Regions from separate parts of the Homo sapiens genome. Here regions 1 and 3 are each linked to region 2. A link is a loop called in an ENCODE intact Hi-C map of the cell type or tissue named here. Cell type or tissue: MCF 10A. All regions are shown on one strand. Region 1 has its middle 16 kb from the start of ZNF462. Region 2 has its middle 69 kb from the start of ZNF462. Region 3 has its middle 100 kb from the start of LINC01505.

The links. Hi-C counts contacts between places; a loop is a spot of excess contacts. Peaks named below come from ENCODE experiments on the same cell type or tissue, not always from the same donor. Only the 100,000 strongest peaks of a DNase experiment are listed, where the experiment ranks them.
Region 1: a loop joins it to region 2, with 2.5 times the contacts of the local background. A loop is called at or near these places in 2 of 110 quality-filtered maps.
Region 3: a loop joins it to region 2, with 3 times the contacts of the local background. A loop is called at or near these places in 4 of 110 quality-filtered maps.

The regions. Positions count from the first base shown.
Region 1 is chr9:106,845,897-106,848,396 of GRCh38, forward strand. No RefSeq gene overlaps it. Among named protein-coding and RNA genes, the nearest start is that of ZNF462, 16 kb to the right of the region's middle. In MCF 10A, no CTCF peak of the experiment used is centred here; a DNase peak (open chromatin) is centred at 1,185.
Region 2 is chr9:106,793,350-106,795,849 of GRCh38, forward strand. No RefSeq gene overlaps it. Among named protein-coding and RNA genes, the nearest start is that of ZNF462, 69 kb to the right of the region's middle. In MCF 10A, no CTCF peak of the experiment used is centred here; a DNase peak (open chromatin) is centred at 1,022.
Region 3 is chr9:106,716,550-106,719,049 of GRCh38, forward strand. No RefSeq gene overlaps it. Among named protein-coding and RNA genes, the nearest start is that of LINC01505, 100 kb to the left of the region's middle. In MCF 10A, a CTCF peak has its summit at 1,403; a DNase peak (open chromatin) is centred at 1,392.

The DNA of each region.
Region 1 (2,500 bases), 53 kb after region 2:
GCAACCTCCATCCCTCCAGGTTTAAGCAATTCTCTGCCTCAGCCTCTGGAGTAGCTAGGATTACAGGCGTGTGCCACCACACCCGGCTAATTTTTTGTATTTTTTTAGTAGAGATGCGGTTTCACCATCTTGGCCAGGCTGGTCTTGAACTCCTGACCTCATGATCCACCTGCCTCGGCCCCCCAAAGTGCTGGGATTACAGGCGTGAGCCACCGCACTGGGCCAGTCATTTGTCTTTAACTTTCTTCACCTATAGGGTTTATTTTGTAGATTAACTGGTCAATCATCTGGATTTTATGTCATCTTAGGAAAGCCCTTTCACACCCAAGACTATAAAAATATTGTCCCATGACTTCTAGCATAATTTTGTTTTTCTATGTTTATATTAGTCTGTATGCAATTTGTTTATGTATACAGTGTGAAAAAGAAATATAACCATTTCTTCCCAAGTAGAGATAATTCTTCAAAATTCAATGGAAAATAATCAATTATTTCTGACTGATTTGAAATACCATACTTACTGCACACTAATCCTTATATGTACATAGTCTGCCTTTGGACTTTATACTCTGTATTGTGCCGCATTCTCTGTTCTGCTATTGTATTCTGTTCTTGTGCCAATACCACATTGTTTTTATCACTATATGTTTATAACATCTGATGAGGAGTTAGTCTACATAGTAGTGTTACTTTTCTAAATGTTCATTTCCTTCTACAGATAAATTTTGGGATCAATTATCAAGGTAATAAAAAGATGTCACTTTGATTAGGACTGCTATGGATTTGTAGATAATTATATGGAGAATCAACACTTTACCATATTGAGGCTTTTCATATGGGAACATGACGTGTCTCTATATTTTTCATGTTTTATAGTCTTTTAGTAAATTTAAAATATATAATTATATAGGTCTTGCATACTTTATTGTTTATTCTAGATATTTTATGGGTTTTAAAAAATTGTCAGTTGAGTAAATGAGATTTTATCTCTATTGATTTTTTGGTATATATCTTATACCTGCGTCATAATTCGTATAGTGGCATATACTGAGAGTCATCTACCAAGAAGCCCTCTGACCACTTCTCTTGCTAACAGAATTCTGATTTTATTTGGAAGTAGCAATGTGCCCATTCCCAGAGGATGAATCATGATTGGTATAAGCCAGTCATATAGCAATCCAAATGATTGTGTAATTTCCTTCATGTTCACTTTCCCTACTACACTTGCCACCTACCTTTACAAAATATGTAATAAGGGAAATTCTGATAAATTTTACTGCTTGGTACAAGGAAAGCCCCTTTGTGCCTATCTCCATTCTTTCTTCCTACTTTCAATGCTGATGAGCTGGCATTATATCTGGTTGGAATAGCCATAACGTAGCCATGAGGCTACAAATATGAAGACAAAAAGGCAATGAGTTGCAATGATGGGGTAGAAATATGGAAACTGCTGAAGTCTTTGAAGATACTACAGAGCCACTGAACATATAGATAAACTGCCTTTTTCCAGATTTCCTTTTAAGGAAACAAGGTTTAAATTTTGGTTAATTCAGTTTCTCTAACTACAGCTAAATGCATCCAAACCTATTTAGATATTACTGACATATGGAAAAATTGTTGATTTTTGTATATATTCCTTGTATTCAGTTCCCTTGCTGAACTCTAATTTTTTAGAGGTTTGTTTTAGAGTTTCGAATTTGCATTTGCAGATAATGAATTTTGGTTTTGATCTTTCTAATACTTCTTACTATTTCTTGCATTATCTAAAAGGCTGGGACCTCAGTGAAGTGTTGAATTGTATCAGTAAATAGCAGGTATTCCTCTTTTTAATTCCTGACCTTAATAGGAATGCCTGTAATATTTCAGTAGTAAGTTTTGTGCTATAAATTTCTGGTTGATACTCTGACAATAAAAAAAGCGTTCTTCTAGTCCTGGATTACTAAAAATTTACTTTTGCTTTGTTGTTTTTTCTTAAGTCAGAAATAAGTATTATATCAACTACTTATTTGGCATATATCAAGATGATCACATGGTAGGTCTACTGCATTCAATTAATGTAATAAGGAACATCAATAGATTTTCTGGTTTTGAGCATCCTTGGTTTTCTGGGATAACCTTATTTATTCATGAAGAATCATTTCTTTCATACAACATGAGATTTTTTATATAAACTATTTTATACAGGAGTTTCAAGTCCATATTTACAAGTAATATTGCTATAAAGTTGTTTATGCATTTGATTTGCTTTGTTGGATGGTGAGATGACAAAATAATACTAGATGCAGAGAATGAGCACAAAATCTTTAAATAGTATAGGACTTTTACTTTAATGTCTAGACTTTCTGTACCCTTAGATTTTCCAATAAGCATTCATTACTTTTATAATAAAGAGTGAATACATATATCTGAGTATATATATATATATAAATTTAAAGATATTAATTTTTACATGACTACAATTGTGTGACATCACATAAGTTTTGATATGTAGTATTCTCAC
Region 2 (2,500 bases):
CTGCTCTTGTTTACACTGCCAGTTTACACTGTTTCTCCAAGCCATCACAGCAGATATCTCCTGGTGCTATCCCCAAACCGCCACTTTTAACTCTTAAAGTAAATAAATAATCTTTGCTGGCAAGGCTATGCTGAACCTTCTTAGGCACTCTCTAATTGGATGTCCTAGGTCCTCCCAATTCTTGGTCCTTTAATACCTTTGTTTCTCCTTCTCTTATTCCGTTTAGTTTTTCAATTCATACAAAACTGTATCCAGGCCATCACCAATAATTCTAAATGACAAATGTTTCTTCTAACAACCCCATAATATCACCCCTTACCACAAAATCTTCCTTCAGCTTCATCTCTCCCACTCTAAGTTCCCACGCCGCCCCTAATCCCGCTCGAAGCAGCCCTGAGAAACATCGCCCATTATCTCTCCATACCACCCCTCAAAAATTTTCACTGTCCCAATACTTTACCACTATTTCGTTTTATTTTTCTTATTAATATAAGAAGACAGTCAGGAGTTCGAGACCAGCCTGATCAACATGGTGAAACCCCGTCTCTACTAAAAATGCAAAAAATTAGCCGGGCATGGTGGTGGGCACCTATAATCCCAGTTACTTGGGAGGCTGAGGCAGGAGAATCGCTTGAACCCGGGAGGCGGAGGTTGCAGTGAGCCACGATGATCCCGCCACTGCACTCCAGCCTGGGCAACAGTGCCGAGACTCCGTCTCAGGAAAAAAAAAAAAACAACACTGATTGAGACGATCCATGTAAAGTACTTAGTATAGTGCCTGAAGCAAAATAAATGGCCAATGAATGCAACTGTTATCAATCATTGTGCTAAGTTTTTAAAGATGACTAGGATTCCTGGGCAGGGGGGATCGGGGGCGGGGGGCCAAGAAAAAGTAGAGAAGGGGATTCTAAGGAGGCAAAAACACTTATGAAAACAAACCAGAATTAAGAAAGCTGGTGAAGAGTATGTGTTTGAAGGGAGGGGCAAGTAATGAGATTGGAAAGATAAGCTGGGTCCTGATTGTGAAAGGGCTTGTAAACCACATGAACAAGTTTGAACTTTATCCCTCAGGCAAAGAGTAAACAATGGAAGTCTTTTTTTTTTTTTTTTTTTTTTGAGACGGAGTCTTGCTCAGTCTCCCAGGCTGGAGTGCAGTGGCGCTATCTCGGCTCACTGCAAGCTCCGCCTCCCGGGTTCAGGCCTTTCTCCTGCCTCAGCCTCCCAAGTAGCTGGGACTACTGGCGCCTGCCACTACGGCTGGCTAATTTTTTTATATTTTTAGTAGAGATGGGGTTTCACCGTGTTAGCCAGGATTGTCTTGATCTCCTGACCTCGTGATCCGCTCGCTTCGGCCTCCCAAAATGCTGGGGCCACGGCACCCGGCCGACAATGGAAGTCTTTAAGCAGAGAAGTAACCTTATGACATTTTTTTAGGAAGAAAATCCTGGCAGAAGAGTGTATGAAAAATTGGAAAGATGCAAATCCAGAGGCAGGGATATCCGTGGGAAATGTTTGCAATAATCTTGGCAAGAAAAATCTAAGGTAGTGATAATGAGTGAGAAATGAAGTGGAAGAATTGGACTTGAGGAATATTCTAAGGTAGGATGAGCAGATCGTAATGATTGATAGAATGCAAGGAACAAGAGAGAAGGAAGAGTCTGTAACCTATAATGACTCAAGCTAGAATAAAGACAAGAGAAGCAGAGGCAGCATAGATTTTGTTGTTCAGATGAGCAGTATGTGTATGCAAGACATGCTAGTAGGACTGTTATACAGGTAGTTGGAAACTGGGTCTAGAGTTCATTGCAAAGCTCCGAGCTAGAGATATAAATTTGGAAGTCATCAGAGAATAGCGAGCAGTGAAAACTCCGGGATTGATTCCAAAAAGAGGAGTTGAACAAGCTTTCTTCTTGGTCTGTTGCATTACTTTCCCTGCTATTCACTCTTCTGAAATGAAGTGCAATCCATGTCACATGGTCTCCAAAAATAATGTCTTCAAGCCGTCCTAGAGCTATTCACCTTTCACATTTTTATTCCACAAAATGCAGCCATGGTTAAGTCACCTCATTGTCTCATGTAGAAGAAGCATCCTTTGGCATTGAATTCATCAACAAAAAAACTGCTCCTTGGATTTTTGGGACTGTTTTCTTGACAGAAACCAGCCTCTTACCATAAACAATTTATGCCTCAACTTTGTTCAGCCTCAAAATGTTGGAGGACTAAACTGACCATTTTTTACAATGCATACTCATTTTCAGGAAGTAGCTGCATACAAATTTACCAAGAAACCCATAATTTTATGACAAATCAGTGTTTCAAAGGCCCTTCCACCTTTTACATTTTTTCTTCCTCTCAAGTCTTAGCAGGCAGATTCTTCTCTACAAATAAGGCTAAGCCCTTTATCGTGTCCCAGGTCCATAATGAATTGCATGACTCTTCTAGAATAAGAAATTTTGATCACAGAATATGTCTCTAAAGGGCTAAGGATGATCTTAAGGGT
Region 3 (2,500 bases), 77 kb before region 2:
ACAAATGTACGCACCTGTGTCACACAAGTTTTTATTAAAATGTAGAATATTGTATCACTCTGAAAAATTCTTTTGCATGCTTTTCTAATCAATGTTGCCTTTGCCCTATCCCAACCTTGAAAGGAAACCATTGTCCTGGTTTAGAACTTCATATAAATGGAATCATACAACATGTACTTTTTTTTTATTCTGGTTTCTTTCACCCAGCATCATGCCTTGGAGATTTATTCATGCTGTTGTATCTGTCAATGGTATGGGATATTAAAAGTAATGGCAAAAACTGAAATTACTTTTGCACCAAACCTATGCAATGACATGAGTGGTTGTGGCCAAGTAATATTCCATTGTATGAATACACCAATTTGTTCATCCATTCACCTGTTGATGGATATCTGAGCTACTTCCAATTTTTTACTATAACAAATAAAGCTGACATAACATTCTTGTACGAGTATTTTGTGAATAAATGTTTTATTTCCTCTTGGACTTTATACATAGGATGGAATTGTTGAGTCATAGGGTATGTGCATGTGTAGTTTAATAAATAACTGCCAGATCTTTTTCCAAAGTTGTTGTACTCATTTTCCCTTCTTTAACAACACAGGAAAATGTGCAAATATTATTAAATTATTTTTAAAAGCAGTATAAACAACCACATGTATAGTATAACCTTGTTAACCTTATTATATACTATATATATATAGATAGATAGATATGCAAAAGGCTAGACAAATCTTTTCAAGTGTTAATAGAAATAATCTCTGAATACTAGGTTACAAATAATTTTCACTTTTTTTCTTGCATTTTTCTAACTTGCAACATCAGTATTACTTTAAGACAATATAAATTAGTTTTTCTAACTACAGGAAAAAGAAATGTCAGTAGACTACCGGATTAAAATACTCTCTTCTATCCAAAAAGGCCAAGAGATGCAAAGGATTAATCATGAACCCAGTTGCCCAGAGGTGGAAAAAAAAATCTGTTGTGGTAGACTGAAGAAGCAAGAAGTTATATGGTAAGGTTCATTCATAATTCACAAAACTGTTCATTGTGCAGGTCTTTTCTTGAATGCTTGAATTTGTGGTTAGGTAGAAGGACTTCTCTTCCCCTGCCTTTATTTATTCTCTGTGTTTATGTTGTGTTCCAGAGCTTTCTGCCTAGACAATAAGTCCTGTGTCTTGTTATTCTGAGGCAAGAACATAATAGATGCTCACTGTGTTTGTGGAAATACTGGACACTTCGTGGAAAGTGCATTTGACATGGTGGCCGTGTCTAAAACATAGTCATATCATTAATATCAATAATGTAGAAATTAAAGATACAATGGAATGCTTTTGCACAACATGAAAAATACCCAGTTACACATTGCATTGGAATGCAACTCCCCACTGCAGGCACAAGGAGGCTACTTAAACTTGAGAAACTACTTGGAAGCCATTCTCAGTGTGATTATTCTTTATCTTCAAACAGAAACTCAGATTACAAGGAGTAACTTTTCCCTCAAGGAACAGTATCAAAAAATTTTAAGTAGACCATATGGCATTTGTCAAATGAGAGGGGGGAGAAAATCTCCCACTTCTGAGGGATATTTATTTTACCTGTCAGGTCTTTAAAGGAGAGATTATATATAATATCTCTTTTAATCTTCACACGCAAAAAGGTGTTCAATCTGCCTACCTGTCTCTGTGGAAGTGTGAACCTAGGCAATAAAATTACTTTTCTCCCACAGCATAGCATAGCATAGTTAGATACTTTTTATGAAGCTACCCTAAAGCAGGATGTTGAGAACCATGTGCAGGGATTTCAAAGTTTACTTCTTCTTCTAACTGGAATGCTGTAAAATCAGAAACTTGTTAAACAGAAATAATATGGTAAAAAGAATGCAGATTCTGGAGCCAGAATCCTGCTTTGCTTCTTACTAACAATATGTCCTAGTACAAATCACTTAGCCTCTCTGTGATTTAGCTTCTTCATCAGTAAAATATTATCAAAATTGTAATTACTTCATATAGTTGCTGTGAAGACTGAGGGAGTAAAACTTTGTAAATGGATGAATTCTTGCTTAAAACCATGCCCAGCACATAGTACTTTTAACCAAAGTAAGTTATTATTATTATACTTCTTTAGTACATGTCATTCAGATGTTCAGAGAAGTATGATTCATTCAGAATGATTAAGGAAAAATCTGCTTGAATTAATGAAAAATGTAGATTATAAAATCCTTTTTTTAAAAATCCATCATGTTACTTTCAAAAAGATACAGATATTTAAACTAAAGCAACTAAAAAGTATTAATGCTAAAAGTTTCATAAGGGGCATACTTCAAAAAATGGGTAAGTTAACAGTTTGCTTATAAATGAACACGTCCTTTGAAAAGTGTCTTCTATTAAGTAGGGTAAGTATTCCATCACATCACACTATTTGCTTGGCTCCAGAACAATCATTTCCTCTACAGAAAGCAATTTCATAAAGTAAAAAAGCATCTTTAGGATAATTGATG